5 separate regions of the Homo sapiens genome follow, and all the other regions are linked to region 2. The links are chromatin contacts, found by Hi-C or POLR2A ChIA-PET in ENCODE. All regions are on one chromosome and are shown on one strand. The core of a region is the stretch at or near the end of the contact, and the rest is flanking DNA. Distances in the headings are between cores, read along the strand shown.

What was found. A loop is a pair of places that touch in the nucleus more often than their neighbours do. ChIA-PET counts read pairs that join two places held with the same protein, here RNA polymerase II (POLR2A). Pooled maps may share reads with other maps.
Region 1: a map of CD8-positive, alpha-beta T cell shows a loop between it and region 2 (20-fold over the local background). The contact joins the promoter of KPNA2 here to the promoter of ABCA5 in region 2. A Hi-C loop is called at or near these places in 3 of 168 maps with a recorded cell type or tissue (CD8-positive, alpha-beta T cell, ascending aorta and naive thymus-derived CD4-positive, alpha-beta T cell), 2 of 37 single-sample maps with no recorded cell type and 8 of 50 pooled maps.
Region 3: a loop to region 2 is called in a pooled map, with 7 times the contacts of the local background. The contact joins the promoter of AMZ2 here to the promoter of ABCA5 in region 2. A Hi-C loop is called at or near these places in 13 of 50 pooled maps.
Region 4: a map of B cell shows a loop between it and region 2 (17-fold over the local background). The contact joins the promoter of PITPNC1 here to the promoter of ABCA5 in region 2. A Hi-C loop is called at or near these places in 1 of 168 maps with a recorded cell type or tissue (B cell) and 5 of 50 pooled maps. POLR2A ChIA-PET finds 5 or more read pairs at or near these places in 1 of 52 experiments (GM12878).
Region 5: a loop to region 2 is called in a map of B cell, with 13 times the contacts of the local background. The contact joins the promoter of ARSG here to the promoter of ABCA5 in region 2. A Hi-C loop is called at or near these places in 3 of 168 maps with a recorded cell type or tissue (B cell, CD8-positive, alpha-beta T cell and naive thymus-derived CD4-positive, alpha-beta T cell), 19 of 37 single-sample maps with no recorded cell type and 15 of 50 pooled maps. POLR2A ChIA-PET finds 5 or more read pairs at or near these places in 2 of 52 experiments (CD4-positive, alpha-beta T cell and activated naive CD4-positive, alpha-beta T cell).

What each region holds. Positions count from the first base shown.
Region 1 is chr17:68,034,461-68,037,174 of GRCh38, forward strand. KPNA2 (karyopherin subunit alpha 2) reads left to right here and starts at 1,275. Exons shown (of 11, transcript NM_002266.4): 1 at 1,275-1,380; 2 at 2,650-2,714. The coding sequence starts at 2,673. RefSeq lists a silencer at 1,008-1,057 and enhancers at 1,021-1,568, 1,588-1,807.
Region 2 is chr17:69,325,869-69,328,568 of GRCh38, forward strand. ABCA5 (ATP binding cassette subfamily A member 5) reads right to left here and starts at 1,265. Exons shown (of 39, transcript NM_172232.4): 1 at 1,184-1,265. RefSeq lists silencers at 952-1,041, 1,172-1,551 and an enhancer at 1,632-1,771.
Region 3 is chr17:68,246,744-68,249,443 of GRCh38, forward strand. It overlaps AMZ2 (archaelysin family metallopeptidase 2), which reads left to right and starts at 1,300. Exons shown (of 7, transcript NM_016627.5): 1 at 1,300-1,962. RefSeq lists enhancers at 1-366, 367-912 and a silencer at 1,127-1,426.
Region 4 is chr17:67,375,939-67,378,705 of GRCh38, forward strand. It overlaps PITPNC1 (phosphatidylinositol transfer protein cytoplasmic 1), which reads left to right and starts at 1,343. Exons shown (of 9, transcript NM_012417.4): 1 at 1,343-2,264. The coding sequence starts at 2,217. RefSeq lists an enhancer at 1,149-1,842 and silencers at 1,228-1,347, 1,398-1,647, 1,998-2,417, 2,428-2,727.
Region 5 is chr17:68,290,149-68,292,885 of GRCh38, forward strand. It overlaps ARSG (arylsulfatase G), which reads left to right and starts at 1,347. Exons shown (of 12, transcript NM_001267727.2): 1 at 1,347-1,420. SLC16A6 (solute carrier family 16 member 6) reads right to left here and starts at 979. Exons shown (of 6, transcript NM_004694.5): 1 at 938-979. RefSeq lists silencers at 1,115-1,804, 1,171-1,345 and an enhancer at 2,205-2,434.

The sequences.
Region 1 (2,714 bases), core at 25-2,524, 1.3 Mb before region 2:
CCTGCAAAAATGGACAAACTTGCTGTTTGAATTTATTTATAGTAAGAAATAAACCATGAAAACTTTTCTAAAATGTAATCTTTTAGAACACAAAAAAATTGCAGAAACAAAAATGGCCCAGAATCCTGATGCTCTGTTGACCATCTTTGTTTTGTTTGTTCGTTTGAGCATATGGCAAAAAATGCAAAATTCAGAAATGTGTAATGAGCATAGAATGTTACTATAACAATTGAAAAAACTTGAACACACACTACATACTAAACAACAGCATGAAATTTCAGTTTTTCTGAATTTGATGACTGCAGTGTGGTTATATAAGAGAATGTCTTTTCTTAGGAGAGACACCGTGAAACAGAGGAAAAAGGACATGATTCTGAAACTTTCTCTTAAAGTAACATATTAAAATCACACATATGTACACGCGTGCATATGTATACATATATATGTATAGAGAAAGCAATAGCAAATGTGGCAAAATGTTAAGATTTGGCAAATCTGGATAAAGATTTGCAATTCTGCTGCATTTGAAATTATTTAAAAATAAAAAACTTGAGTTTTTGGAGAAACAGGCATAAGAAACCTTTTGTTTCCATATTTGCGGCTTCTATACAGTCTTTTATGATGCAATTAAAAAAAAACTAAACTAAAAAATATAACACAAATCTTCCCTCCCATAGTAGCCAGAAACCCCCGCCGAGTACTTTGGGTGTCATAATAGGAAAAAAATGCAAAGCAATATGTTTTTCTATAAAGATTACTTATTTACTAATTAGAATTTTTTTATTTTCATGAAGATCAACAACAAAGTTTTTAAAATAATGACTTAGAGAATCATTTTGTGGTATTTGTTTAAGGCTGTCGCCCAGGAAAACGCCCAAGGACCATGCACGCTTCAACCCTATGGAAACACGAACGGCCCAGGGAACCGCCCCTTCGCGCTGCTTGACGGGATCTGGAGTCCTCCCGCTCCGCCCCGCCAGGCGCTCAGGGACCGCCCGGCCGCTCCCTCACCGCCCGGCCGCTCCCTCACCGCCCGGCCGCTCCCTCACCGCCCGGCCGCTCCCTCACCGCCCGGCCGCTCCCTCATCTCGCGATGCCATCCTCTTTTTTTTTTTTTCTTTCCCCCCTCCCACTCGCCCCCAAGCCCTATGACTCCCTCCCCTCCCAACGTGTTTTTCAAATCCACCAATGGGCACACAGCTTAGGCTCGAACCAGCCAATCGGAATGCGGAGTCACCGGGAAATTTAAATCGCGCCGGCCGGCTGCACGAGCCACACGGTCTTTGAGCTGAGTCGAGGTGGACCCTTTGAACGCAGTCGCCCTACAGCCGCTGATTCCCCCCGCATCGCCTCCCGTGGAAGCCCAGGCCCGCTTCGCAGGTACAGACTCAGGCGGCGGCCCGGCCCGAGCGCTAACGGCTTGCCCGTGGGCGGCGTTCGCCTTTTGGGTTGGGGGAGGGAGGCCCCGGGTCCACGCCGAGCCTGGCTCTGCCTCCCGCGTTGACTAGGCCTCGGGGGCGACGTTCATTGACCAGGCGGCTGAGTTTCGCGGGGTCTGCGGGTTTAGGGCGCCGACGCTCTGCAAACGGCAGCGGAGGCCTTAACGCGTCGCGGCCGGGAGAATCGGAGCGAGCCAGGCTTGAGGGCGAATGTCCCGGGAGGACTTGTGGCGGCCCTGGTTTCGCCTCCTCCTTTCTCGTTGCATCTTCCCCGGCGTGGGGGCAGGGGCTGGGGGTGGCAGTTGGGAGCACCGTCTCTGACACCTAGGCCCCGGGGGTGGCTCTGCCACCAAGTCGTAGGCGAGCGTAATGAAAGCAAAGATAGCAAATTGTAAGGAGGGCTTTGACTTTTGTCATCTTCTGAATGACGCACAGCTGATGTCATCCTAATTAAGCGCATTCACTCCTAGTCTCTGGAAATGCAAATCAAATATGCGAGATGCGGCACTGCATTTTTAATGTTGACCATAATGTAATGATGAAGCAAATTTTTATTTAATTTTCGAGTCTGCACCTATTTTGGCCAAGTAAAGACAGTAAAATAGGGAGAGCCTCCTGAGGATCTGAATTTATTGCCCTGGCACATAATTTTTAGCTGTAAGTTGACTTGGTTCCCCTACTTTGTCTTGAATTAACTATTAGGGACTCTGGAGTATCGAACTAGGCTGTCAGAAACGGTGGATACATGTGGCTAGTCCAAATTGAAATACGCTGTAAGCTTAAAGTACACAAAAGATTTCAAAGATGGAGTATGGAAAAAGAATGTAGAAGATGTCAGTTATTTTATATATTGATAACACGTTGAAATACTATTTGGATATGTTGGGTTAAGTAAAATACATTATTAAAATTAGTTTCACTTGTTTCTTTTCTCCTTTTTAAAAATATGGCTACTAGGAAGTTTCAATTTATATAGCTTGCATTCTATTTCTGATGGAGAGCCCTCTCCAGGAAGTCTCAGCCCTTTAGAGGGAAGGGGGACACTTCCCCTTTGGGTAAAGCTATTTCATAGTGCCGAAAACATGATGATCCCCCCTCTAGTATACAGGTGTGGATTCAGTAGATGCTTGATAATTCAGTTCTTATTTGGTACTATTATTGACAAAGGAAAATGATAAAGGAAATATTTTTCTCTTCCCCCATCTTTTAGCTTTCTCCCTTTGTCTCATAACCATGTCCACCAACGAGAATGCTAATACACCAGCTGCCCGTCTT
Region 2 (2,700 bases), core at 15-2,514:
TCTTATAGTGAATGTAAGATTTCCCTACACTAAATCTGTTTGAAAGGAAATATACTCAAACAGCACATATGCAAAGATTAACGCCTCTTTAGTTTGATTTTAACACAAATACCCACAAAGCCCTAACTGCCCTAATAATGTTCCCTACTATGGAGTCTTCCCTAAAACACATACAATATTGCTCTCCCGGCAAACACAAAATATACTAAATAAAGCACCAGAATTAGGGTCTGGCAGCCCGGGTTGGAATCTCAACTCCATCCTTTTACTAGCTGAGACCTTAATAAGTTACTTAACCTCTTTGAGGCCCATTCTCCACACCTGCCCAACTGGAATAACCCCCTCCAATCCTACAGGGTTGCTGTCAGAATGAAAAGAGCTAATACCGAGCCTGGCTTAAAGCTGTAGTCCAGCAAATACTCCTCTTCCCTTAGATTCCTTCAGAACGCCCTTGTAGAAAGTAAACGTGGTTATTATCTTCATTATTTTCGGACTTATTTATTTAAAACGTAAATCGAAGCCTGAGGAGCCCAGGGGAAAACCTCCTTCAGCTTAATAGCTCCAGCCTGCCCAGCTTTCCGATCCAATTAAGTATTTCCATGCCTGGAGCTCCTATTCGTGTTTTAGGATCAGGGAATTTCCCTCCCAAACTGTGTCATGAGATCTGCGCATTTTCTTCTCACTGAAACTCCTTTTAACACGCAAGGTAATGATCCGCGCGTAACCTCGCAGGGAAGAGCAAGCGCTCATTACCCAGCTGTTCAGACGGAAATTTACATCAATATTTGTTTTCCTTCTTTCCCTGAGGTTGCTGAGGGTGGAACGACAGCGTCCAGGCAAAGGCAGTGTCCCGAAGTCCCACGGCCGGACCCGGTCCCAGGGGAGCCTCGCGGAGCCCCCGCCGCAGGGCCCCGACCCCCTCACGTCCGCATCCTGGGCGCTCCCACCGCATCCCCGAGGCTGGCAACCCGCGCTTCCCGGGAGCTGAGGGAGGTCTGTTTCCCTCAGCTCGCCGCCTCTGCCCGCTTCCGAGCCCGCTTCACCCCACACCTCAGACGCCGAACTCCCCTTCTCTCCCCGCCGTCCCTCGCTGGCCAGCCCCTCCTCGTCCCCTCAACTCCCCCAGGGACGGCTGTCCCAGGCTAGCCTCAAGCGCCGCCGCCGCCCGCGACGCCCGCCTCACCTCAGGGCCCGAGCCGCAGAGCTGTCAGGCCTGGACGCGCTCAGTCTGTTGACTCAGTGCGGGTGACCCAGCTGGGATCTGTGCGAGGGCGCGGCCGCGCGCACCCGCGCGCTCCTGGCGCAGGCAGAGCTGGCGGCGCCGAAGTCGCGCCCCGCCTCCTGCAGAGCGCACCTGAGGGCGGGGCTCCTAGAAAGCGCCGCTCCGCGTACGGGCGCGCTTCAGACGCTCGGCCCCGCGCGTCCCGGCGCACGCAGGCAAGCAGCGCGCCCGGAAGAGGAGAGCGGCTGAGGGTGGGGCGAGCGGTGGCGCGCCGCTGCCCAGGGCCCCTGAGCCACTAGAGTCGGGCCTCGTGGCTCTTCCCCAGGGCCTCCCACGCCTGGGTTCTGCGGGGATCTCGCCACGCTCTTTCTGGAGGCACGGGCAAAAACCACGGCCTCGTGTCTCAGTGGTAAACCTGCCGCCTCTTAGCGGGTGACCTTGGCCCACGGCCCTCTCCTCATCTGCCTCGCCCAGTCACGTCTCCTCTTAAGCATCCTTGCCGTCTGTCTCCTGGCATTTGGATGGGCCTCTCTGAACGCGTTTTGAGTCCTCTGCAGCCCCGCTTCCTCCCGCCGCGGCATCTGGAGTGCTGTGGCCCCGTTTCCGTAACTCTTGCCTCCCCTCCCCAGCCTCCTCATTGGCCCTCACACCCCGACCTGGGAGGTCCTCCCACTGAGGGTGCTTGTAGTTCGCGGAGTGTCCTCATCAAAGACTGGGAATGCGGCAGATGCTGAATTTTCCAAACGGCCTGAGACACATGACATCTGTGAGAGACTGGATACTGCACTTACTTTGCTAAAAATATAATCTAGTGTTTTGAGCTTCATTACTCAAAGTGACCTAAATGGGGTCAAAAGTTATTAACACTAACATTACGTATTTTCCTCTCCACATTTCTGTATAGTCACATTCCCTTGCACAAAGACTTTTTTTTTATTCTGTCAATCCTGTGTACATCATGTTTTTTTTTTTTACTTGTCTTTGTGTTATCTGCTTCTCGAATTTAAACCAGGTCTCCCCAACATGCACTCTGCTTTCTAAATTCTTAGGGGAAAAACAAACAAACAAGGAATCAAGTTTTACTTATGGAATATGAATTAAATAGAAAATTCAAAGAGGTTCGTCAGAATCCTTGATGATTAAAACAGCGGTCCCCAACCTTTTGGGCACCAGGGACCAGTTTCATGGAAGACAGTTTTTTCTGGGGGAGGGAGGATGGTTTGGGGATGATTCAAGCACATTATATTTACTGTGCACTTTATTTCTACTGTTACTACACTGTAATATGTAATGAAATAATTATACAACTCACCATAATGTAGAATCAGTGGGAGCCATGAGCTTGTTTTCTTGCAACTAGACAGTCTCATCTGGGGGTGATGGGAGACAGTGACAGATCATCAGGCATTAGATTCTCATAAGGAGCACGCAACCTAAATCCCTCACATGCGCAGTTCACAATAGGGTTCTCGCTCCTA
Region 3 (2,700 bases), core at 50-2,549, 1.1 Mb before region 2:
AAAGAGATCCTCGAAGTTGAAAGGTTCAGAGTTAATGTCCTCTAAGGAGAGCCAACAAGGGGTTACAAATGCTGAAGTCATCAAGAAAATGTGCCTGTCTTTCCTTGAGACTGGGAAGGAGAATTAGGATGACGAAAATCCAGAGGATGGTAAAATAGCTTGACTTCAAAATAACAGGCCGGGCGCCGTGGCTCACGCCTGTAATTCCAGCACTGTGGGAGACCGGGGTGCGGGGGGGTGGATCACCTGAGCGCAGGAGTTCGAGACCAGCCTGGGTAACAGGGTGAAAACCCGTATTAAAAAAAAAAAAGCCGGGCGCGGTGGCCCACGCCTGTAATCCCAGCACTTTGGGAGGCCAAGGCGGGCGGATCACTTGAGGTCAGGAGTTCGAGACCAGCCTGGCCAACATGGTGAAACCCCATCTCTACTAAAAATAACAAAAATTAGCCGGACGTGATAGCGGGCACCTGTAGTTCCAGCTACTGGGGAGGCTGAGGCGGGAAAATCGCTTGAACCCAGGAGGCAAAGGTTGCACTGAGCCCAGACTGTCCCACTGCACTCCAGCCTGGGCAACAGAGCAAGACTCCGTCTCCAAAAAAAAAAAAAAAAAAAAAAAAGCAAGAAAAAGAAAGAGAATGGCGAGGCCCAGAGAGACCGAAAGTCCCACCAGAGGGTACAGAGCTAGCTCAGCCCTAATGCCGGCCCCGCGGTGCCTTTCCGAGCTCACGGCCTCCCCTCAGCATCCGGGTTTCGGCCTCGGAGCGCCAGGGACGCCACGAGGACGCGCCCCACACTTGCGCTTCTGGGTTCCAGCCCCCGCGGCCCCCAACAAATAAAGAAGGGAAAGTGCTGAGGGTGACGGCCCCGGGGAGCGCTGCGGCTCTACGTCAACCTGCGGCGGCCGCCGACTCATTTGGGGCCACGCTGGTTGCATTCGTCACGCCGGCGATGCCTCTCAAACCCGCGGCCTGCCGAGGACGTTCCCACACGGGAGACCCCAGCGACGCGGGCGCATCTGTGGCTCTCGAGAACCGGGCCGCGGAGCCGCCGCGAGCGCAAGCGAGGAATCGGCGACTGCGGGGGTGGACAGCTGGGGCTTGTAGTCCCCTCGCTACCCTCTATTCTGGAAGAGGCGGGTCGCGGCCGCTGAACTCCAGCTCTGCGCCTGCCCAGGCGGCCGCACGCTCAGGGGCGTGGCATGGGTGGGTCGTGAGTTGGGCGGGGCCCACAGGGCGTGCGCGACGCAGCGGCGCGGCGCGTGGCGTAAGGGGCGTGGCGCCAGTGGGCGTGGCGTGGCGCAGTGCGAAGGGACGCGGTGCGCATGCGCGTGAGGGCTGCCGCGGGTGGGTGGTATCGAGGCCTGTCGGGTCAGGGCGGTTCGCGGGTGCTGTCAGAGCTGGGCCGGGGCCCCTAGGCAGGGTAGCCGGGTCGTAGAGGCGGGGGCCGGTCGCGGTCGGTGGAGCGGGATGAGGATGTAGGAGGGGCGGACGTGGCGGAAGCCGCGGGGTCCGCGGGGTCGGTGCCTCTAGGGAGCCAGGGAGGCCTTTCCCGAGGCTCCTGGGGAAGAAGAGGCGAAGCGAGAGTCCCTGGGGAACCCCCACTCCACTCCCAGCTGGAGACTGGGTTGTGTCTGCATGGACCAGAGCCCACAGTGCGAGTTGCTATAGGCAACCAGCCAGGGTGGCCAGCTCCTTCCCGTTTGCCCGTGATGTTCTGGTTTTGGGACCAAAGCATCCTAGGCCTCCAGCCCACTGCAGTGACCGAATTCTGCGCCCCCTGCCCATCTTCTCCCGCAGCTTCCCTAGATTAGGCTTGGGAGGCAAGAGGAGGCCTCCTGACCTTTCACACTGCCTTTTTAATATTAAGATGAAGTCACACTCCACAACTTTCTTCCAGCCAGGCCCAGACATGTCCGTCCTTGTAAGTTAAAAGCTTCCATGGGAGCCTTCCTTCCTAATCAAGGTAGGTAGACTACAGGAAGGTACATCTTGTTTTATATTTTGTCCTGTAGAAGTCAGATTTCAGCCCAGTTGTGTAGGAGTGAGGATGAGCCTATGCTTATATCAGAGCTTTGAGTACAGAGACATTTGGTCTGGAATTTTAGTCAGCCTCTTCAACCCCAGAATTTATAGGTTCAATCAGAACAGACATTAGCTTAAGTTTTCCCATCAATCGTCTATCATTAAACTGGCAAAATCTAAATAATTAGAAAATATGACAAAGATGATCCAGACAGAGATGTTCAACTTTTTCCTTAATTCAAAAAGCCTCGTGGTGGAACATCGGACCCATTCAAGAGGAAGGATGAAAGCTCTATATAGGAACACGATGTGAATGGAAGAAACCTGTCATTGTGAGGCTGGCTTTTGATTAGTCATCTGATGTCTTCCCTAATGTGACATGACTTTGAGGCCATAAACTTCAGTGGCTAAGCTGTAGTTTCTCAGCCTGCAGTTAAATTGCAGAAATGATAGGGCTTACATTAGTTTTGTTTTTATTTGATGTTGAAGATCTTTGAGTCACATTAGAAACGATGAGTATTTTTCATGTGGCACTGATGAGTTAATTCATATTATTATTTTTTGAGACAGAGTCTCTATTGCCCAGGCTGGACTGCAGTGGCACGATCACGGCCCACTGCAGCCTCGACCTCCTGGGCTCAGATGATCCTCCCATCTTAGCCTGCCAAGTAGCTGGGAC
Region 4 (2,767 bases), core at 93-2,592, 1.9 Mb before region 2:
GTCCCAAGTGCATGCGCATGTGTGGCTAGCCAATCCCTTGCCTTCCTGCCTCTGGGAAGATTATTAGGTCTTCCATTTGTTTTCAAGTAAGAAGCAAAAAAAAAAAAAAAAAAAGGAAAAACAGCTTGAGTTTCTTTCCATATCACAGCCTTCCAATGTGTTATTATTCAACACTGCAGTGTCAGATTTAGATTTTCCACCTCGAGGAATTTGGTTTAGCTTTAATTAGTTGCTGTGAATATTTCTGAGCCAACTCTGGAAAGCATTTATCTGGAAAATAGTTTCCACTAAAATATAAGCTGGATATAGGGTATCATTTTCCTAGGAGGGTTTGTATCAGTTAACAGTTATAAATTCTCTCCAGCCCTCTGGATGACTTTTGCCACAAGCCCATCATCGTCATATTGGTTAATTACTTATTAATTAAACACAATTCAAAATACTGTATTGAGGCATCTGCATCGCCATCTAAGCTCTAGCTTCAGGACTTCAGAGCGTGAAGATTTTTCGGAGAAAAGATAACGCTTACAGGTTATTCTCATACAGGCAACTGATGCATTTTTCATCCGGCAACTTTTCATAAAAACAAGCTGAAAAATACCAGACAAATGAAAAACAGACTTCAGCAGTTCCATGCTGCTTCCTGAGTAACTGAAGAATGTGCTTCTTGTGGTTAAAATGAGAGATCTGTTTAATATGGATCAAATAGCAACACTCCAGGCATTTTCATTGACATTTCACTGTGACTTTTTGAACTTAGGAGTGCGGATACGAAAACCTACTCTTTCTTTCTGCTGCGCGGAGCCTGCACAATCTGCAGAAAGATTGCAGAGCCGGGCCAGGCGAGGTAACAGGCTACGTGGGGTTCATGTTCTCTCTGGTTGTTCCCTCCCCGTTTGTACTTCATTTCCATTCACACGGCTGCACTTCCCAGTTTTCCAGGATCTCTCCTCTGAAACCAGGCAAGGGTTTGTTCCCAAATCCCACCCATTGCCTCTCCAGCCCCAGACTTGCTTACTGGACCACACATAGGTGGTGGGCATTGGTGACTTGTCCCTAGGGTCAGGGGACCAGAAACTTCCCAGAGGGGCTGGATGGAGCACGGCAGCACTCAGGGCACAATGGAGAGCGGATTCAAAGGGCAAAGGAGCCGAGGAAAGCCCCTCTGCCCGAGCCTCCCCAGCGCCGGCCGGGCTCCGCTCCGGAGCAGCCCCGCCGTCTGGCAGAGACATGCTGTTTTGTTTAAATCCTCCACATTCTTTGCCATTTCCCCATTGGCCGGATGGGGCTACCCTCCCCGCCGCGGCCGCTGCTGATGTCAGCCTCGCTCGCGCTCGCTCCTCCCGCACCCACCTCCCGGCCCCAGGCACACTGCATCGGCGCGGACGCTCCGGCCCCGGCGAGGTGGCTGCAAACTCGCGGGCACGCACGGCGCCCGGGGAGCCGAGGGACTCGGGGGAGGGGACGCGCGCGGAAGGCGCCAGCTTCCTCCCGCCCGCCCCTGGCAGCCGCGAGCCGAGGTTGGAGGCGCCCGGGGCCCCAGCCGGGCAGAGCCGAGCGGCGGCGGCGGCGGCGGCTTCCCTTTTCTCCCCGAGCCGAGCCCCGGAGCGGCGCGGGGACCGGCCCTAAAAAGAGCAGGAAATCTTGTTTACCGCCCGCGGAGAGAAGCCGATCGAGCCTTTGTCTGGAAAGTCAGCATCTCCGGCTCCGGCTGCAATGTGTTCCTGGTGACATTAGCATCGGGCAGACCCGCCGGAGGAGGGGGGTCGCCAGGTTCCCGTCTGCTTTCGGAGGCGGATCGAGCGGGTGACTTTTGTGCATTCGTTTTAATTTTTGGAAATCTCTCTTTTTTCCTCCCTCGCTCGCTGCCGGGCATGTCCTGATCTGGCGGCCGCTCCTACCACCCTGGGCAGCCGAGCAGAGTCGTCCCCAGCGGGTCTCCCTCCCTGCCTCCCTGACTTTGCAACACCGCGTTCCGGGAGGACCGGCCTCGGCGAGGGAGGAGGCGGGGGAGCTGCGAACACCCAGACCCAAACCCTGACATGCTCTGGGGCGGAGAGGAGGAAGCCAGGAGCTGAGCGCGCCGCGGGGGCTGCTTCGCCCTCCGGCTCCGAGCGCCGGGCTCCGGGCGCCCTGCCCTGCGCCTGGGCAGCAGCCTTGCTGGTCTTGGGGGCGCCCCCCGCTTCCCGCCCCGGGGGTCCGCGGCCGGCAGGACCATGCTGCTGAAAGAGTACCGGATCTGCATGCCGCTCACCGTAGACGAGGTAAGCGCCGCGCCCGGCCCGGCCTCGCCCGCTCCGGGACCCCCGCCGCTACCGCCGCCTCCTGGCCGGCGAGCCCCGGGCGAGCGGCAGGAAACCCAGGTGGACGTTACCCCGCAAACCCGAAGCCTGGAGGAGAGGAGGGAGGGGATTTGCGGCTTCCACTTGTCACCCCAGCGGGGGAGGGCGGCGCTGGGTGGGGCGGCGGACTCCGGGTGGGCTTTTCGGGGGCGCCCAGAATCCAGACTGTTGGGGATCACTATGAGCCAAAGGGAGTGGGTGCGCCCCCTCCCTCCAAATAAGAAAATGAATAAACCAAACCCAAGAGCCCCCGGCGCGCGCTGTAGCTGGGGTTTGGGGGGCATCCCGTCCTGGCCGTGGGCCCAGCCTCCCCTCCCCGCCCTCTGCGGTCAGGTAGGGGTGCGAGGAGGAGCCCTGCGCCCTCGGGATCTGCACGCCCCGAGCCCCGCGGGAGGAACCTCTGAGCCCTTAGGGGAGGTCCCTGC
Region 5 (2,737 bases), core at 97-2,596, 1.0 Mb before region 2:
AGCTGGCACGGAGTGTCTAACCGTGCAAACAAAACCGGCTTCCAGGTTGACAAGTTGTAATTGCTCTTCCCCAGTTGGCTCCGGGGAGCTTTTTCTAAGACTGACGCCCCCCATGTTTGGTGACATTTTATATACGCCACCTAACAAACTTCTATGACCTGTCTTGCTAGGGTGGGGGGAATAAAAAGAAAAGACGACAACAACCTAGAAGGAAATAACCCATTTCCTCTGCAAAACCATCTTCCCTTGCTACGGAACTGCTTGGCGACACCAGCGCTTTCCTGCGGTTGGCAGCCCGGGAACCTTGAAGTTGCGCGGGACCGGCCGTCAGCCGCTGACAGTTCTGACAGTCCAGGTGGAGGACCCGCGCTCTGCCGGGAAATCCCCGGCTTCCCGCTGGGGACAAACGGTGGCCGCCGCAGGGAGTGCTGTGTTTGGGGGTCGGGGGAGGCAGGGAGCCCCACTTTCCCTCGCGCTGCCTCAGTGCCCGGCCTGCGTGCGCGCGCCAGCCTGGGGTAGGAAGGTACCTCTGACATTTCGCTCCTGCGACGCGCAGGCAACTTCATGCGGAAAATCCGCGGAGGGGCTGAGCCTGGAGCCCCCGACTCTTCCGACGTCCCGGAGCCCCCAACCCGGGGCAGGGGGCACTCAAAGGCCAGGCGTGCCTTTAGGTATCTTCCGGGACCCAACTGTACCAGGGTCACGGACATTCAACTCTCAGCTACCCACACCGGCGCGAGCGCGTCATCCCGGTGGCCCTGGGCATTCCTAACTGTCAGAGCGAATATTTTTGGGAATAACCTCTCCAAAATGTGAAGATGTTCAGTGGTCTCCTCCGCCTCCCATCACAAAAAAAGGCCCCAACACATATTTTTTAAAAAACAACCCACATCCCACAATCAAACTTTTAAACATGTAAAATAATAAACCAACTCACCAAGTTAGAAGGGAAGAGAATAAACCCCCAAAGGCTCCCAATAAGGCGGAGGCTTGGCCTCCCCCTCCTTATAAGCCGCTCGGTAACATGAGAAAAGGATTAACCCCTTAGGGGGCGGGCCCGACTCTAGCGCAAGTTGGCTCGGGCTGGTGAGGCCCGAGCGCCCGGGCCCTCCACCCACTCCCGCGACTCGGGCACCCGAGCCACACCCTCCCCCCGCCCCCCACCCCGGCCGCCTGCGACCCGGGCCGTGCGTGCTGCCGCCCGCGCCCCGGCCCCGCGTCGCTGCCTAGCTCTTATCCTATACCGGCTGCAGCCGGTCTCCGCCGGCCTCGGGGGCGCGCCGCCGCCGACCATGTGCTGCGAGCGCTGAGCGCAGCCAAGGAGGGGGCCTGCCTGGCGCGCGCGCGCCGTCCCACGTGGACCTGAGCCGCGCCGGTCGCGCGCCCGCCAGCCTGCCGCCTGGGCTGGGGGTCACGAAAGGTAACCGCGTCGCGGTCCGGGGCCGGGCCGCCCCCGCCAGCGCCGCCGGGGTCCTTGGCACAACGCCCCGATCTCCCAACCCGGGTGCGCCTCTGCGCGCGTGACCCGCCCAGACCCCGGAGCTTTGCTGCAACGCTAGTAGGAGCGCGAGCGTGCAGGGTGTTGGGGGTGCCTGCATCCTGTCTCGGAGCACCTCGGCCAGGCGCGAGCGCGCGGGTCCCCGTCCCCACCCCCGGGCGCCTTCCCGGCGCGCCCACCGCCCAGTCCCGCCCGCGCCCTGAGGATTTAGGGATTTAGCGGCGAGGGGGAACACGCGCGCGCCGGGGCTGATCCCGCGCGGCGCTCGCGGCTGCGGCGGCTTCGCGCCCGCCCCGGGCAGAACAGGTTCCTTCCAGTTTGGGTGTGAGCTGCGCGCGCGGCGCCTGAGTTCCTCCTGCAGCGCCCACTTCCCCCAGTTTCGTCAACTCGCGCACCCCCACAGTTCCCCTTCCGGCAGTGGGGAGGGAGTGTCGCAGTGGGCCCCAGGGAGCGAGCGGCCGGGCCGCTGCGGGTGCCTTGCTTCCCCCACTTTGCTGCACCGGCAGCAGCGGCAGCAACAGCATCCGCGTTGCGCGAAAGGAATGTGAGCAGCCGGGCTGAGTCAGCATCCCCGGCCCGGGGCGCGCGCGCACCCTCCAGGCAGTGGCGGCGTCGGCACAGGTGCATGGCTCCCATACCCGCGGGGAGCCCTCTGTAAGGGACCTGGAGGTTTAGACAGTCCGTGCCCCTCATCCCGTAGTCCCCGACCCCAAGGTCACCGTGAACTAAGCGGATGATGCACGCGAAATCTCAGGAGCTCCTCATGGGGACAAAGCATGTGTCAGATCCTAGACATTTCAGAGCCTGCGGGGGCGCAAACTTAGCTTCTTGGTCTCTACCTCACATCCCGAGGGCAAATTTGGAAACTGCTCGGAAGCAAAGGCCATGTTATTTGCATTCGTATGCAGACTTTGGCGCCGGCTGCTGCCTTCATTGGGGTTCGGAGAATGTGGTTCTGATGTCAGAAACTCAAGAGAGCCTAGTTTGGGAGTGCATGCACGGAGGGTCGCCACCGGGAGGAGTCGGCGATCTGAATTTTAATAAAAATCCTTCCTTGCTCGCTGAGTTCTCTCACCATTTTGGGATAGGCTCTCCTGAGTTAAATGCCATCCTTTGCCGTTGACAAGTTCTGGTTGTGTAAGTGGGGAGAAGATTCGTTGGTACAGGGTGCCTTGTATGGCCAGTAGTGTACAGCCAAGGGGCCGCTGAGCAGCTTTGCAACCTTGTAGGCGTAATTTA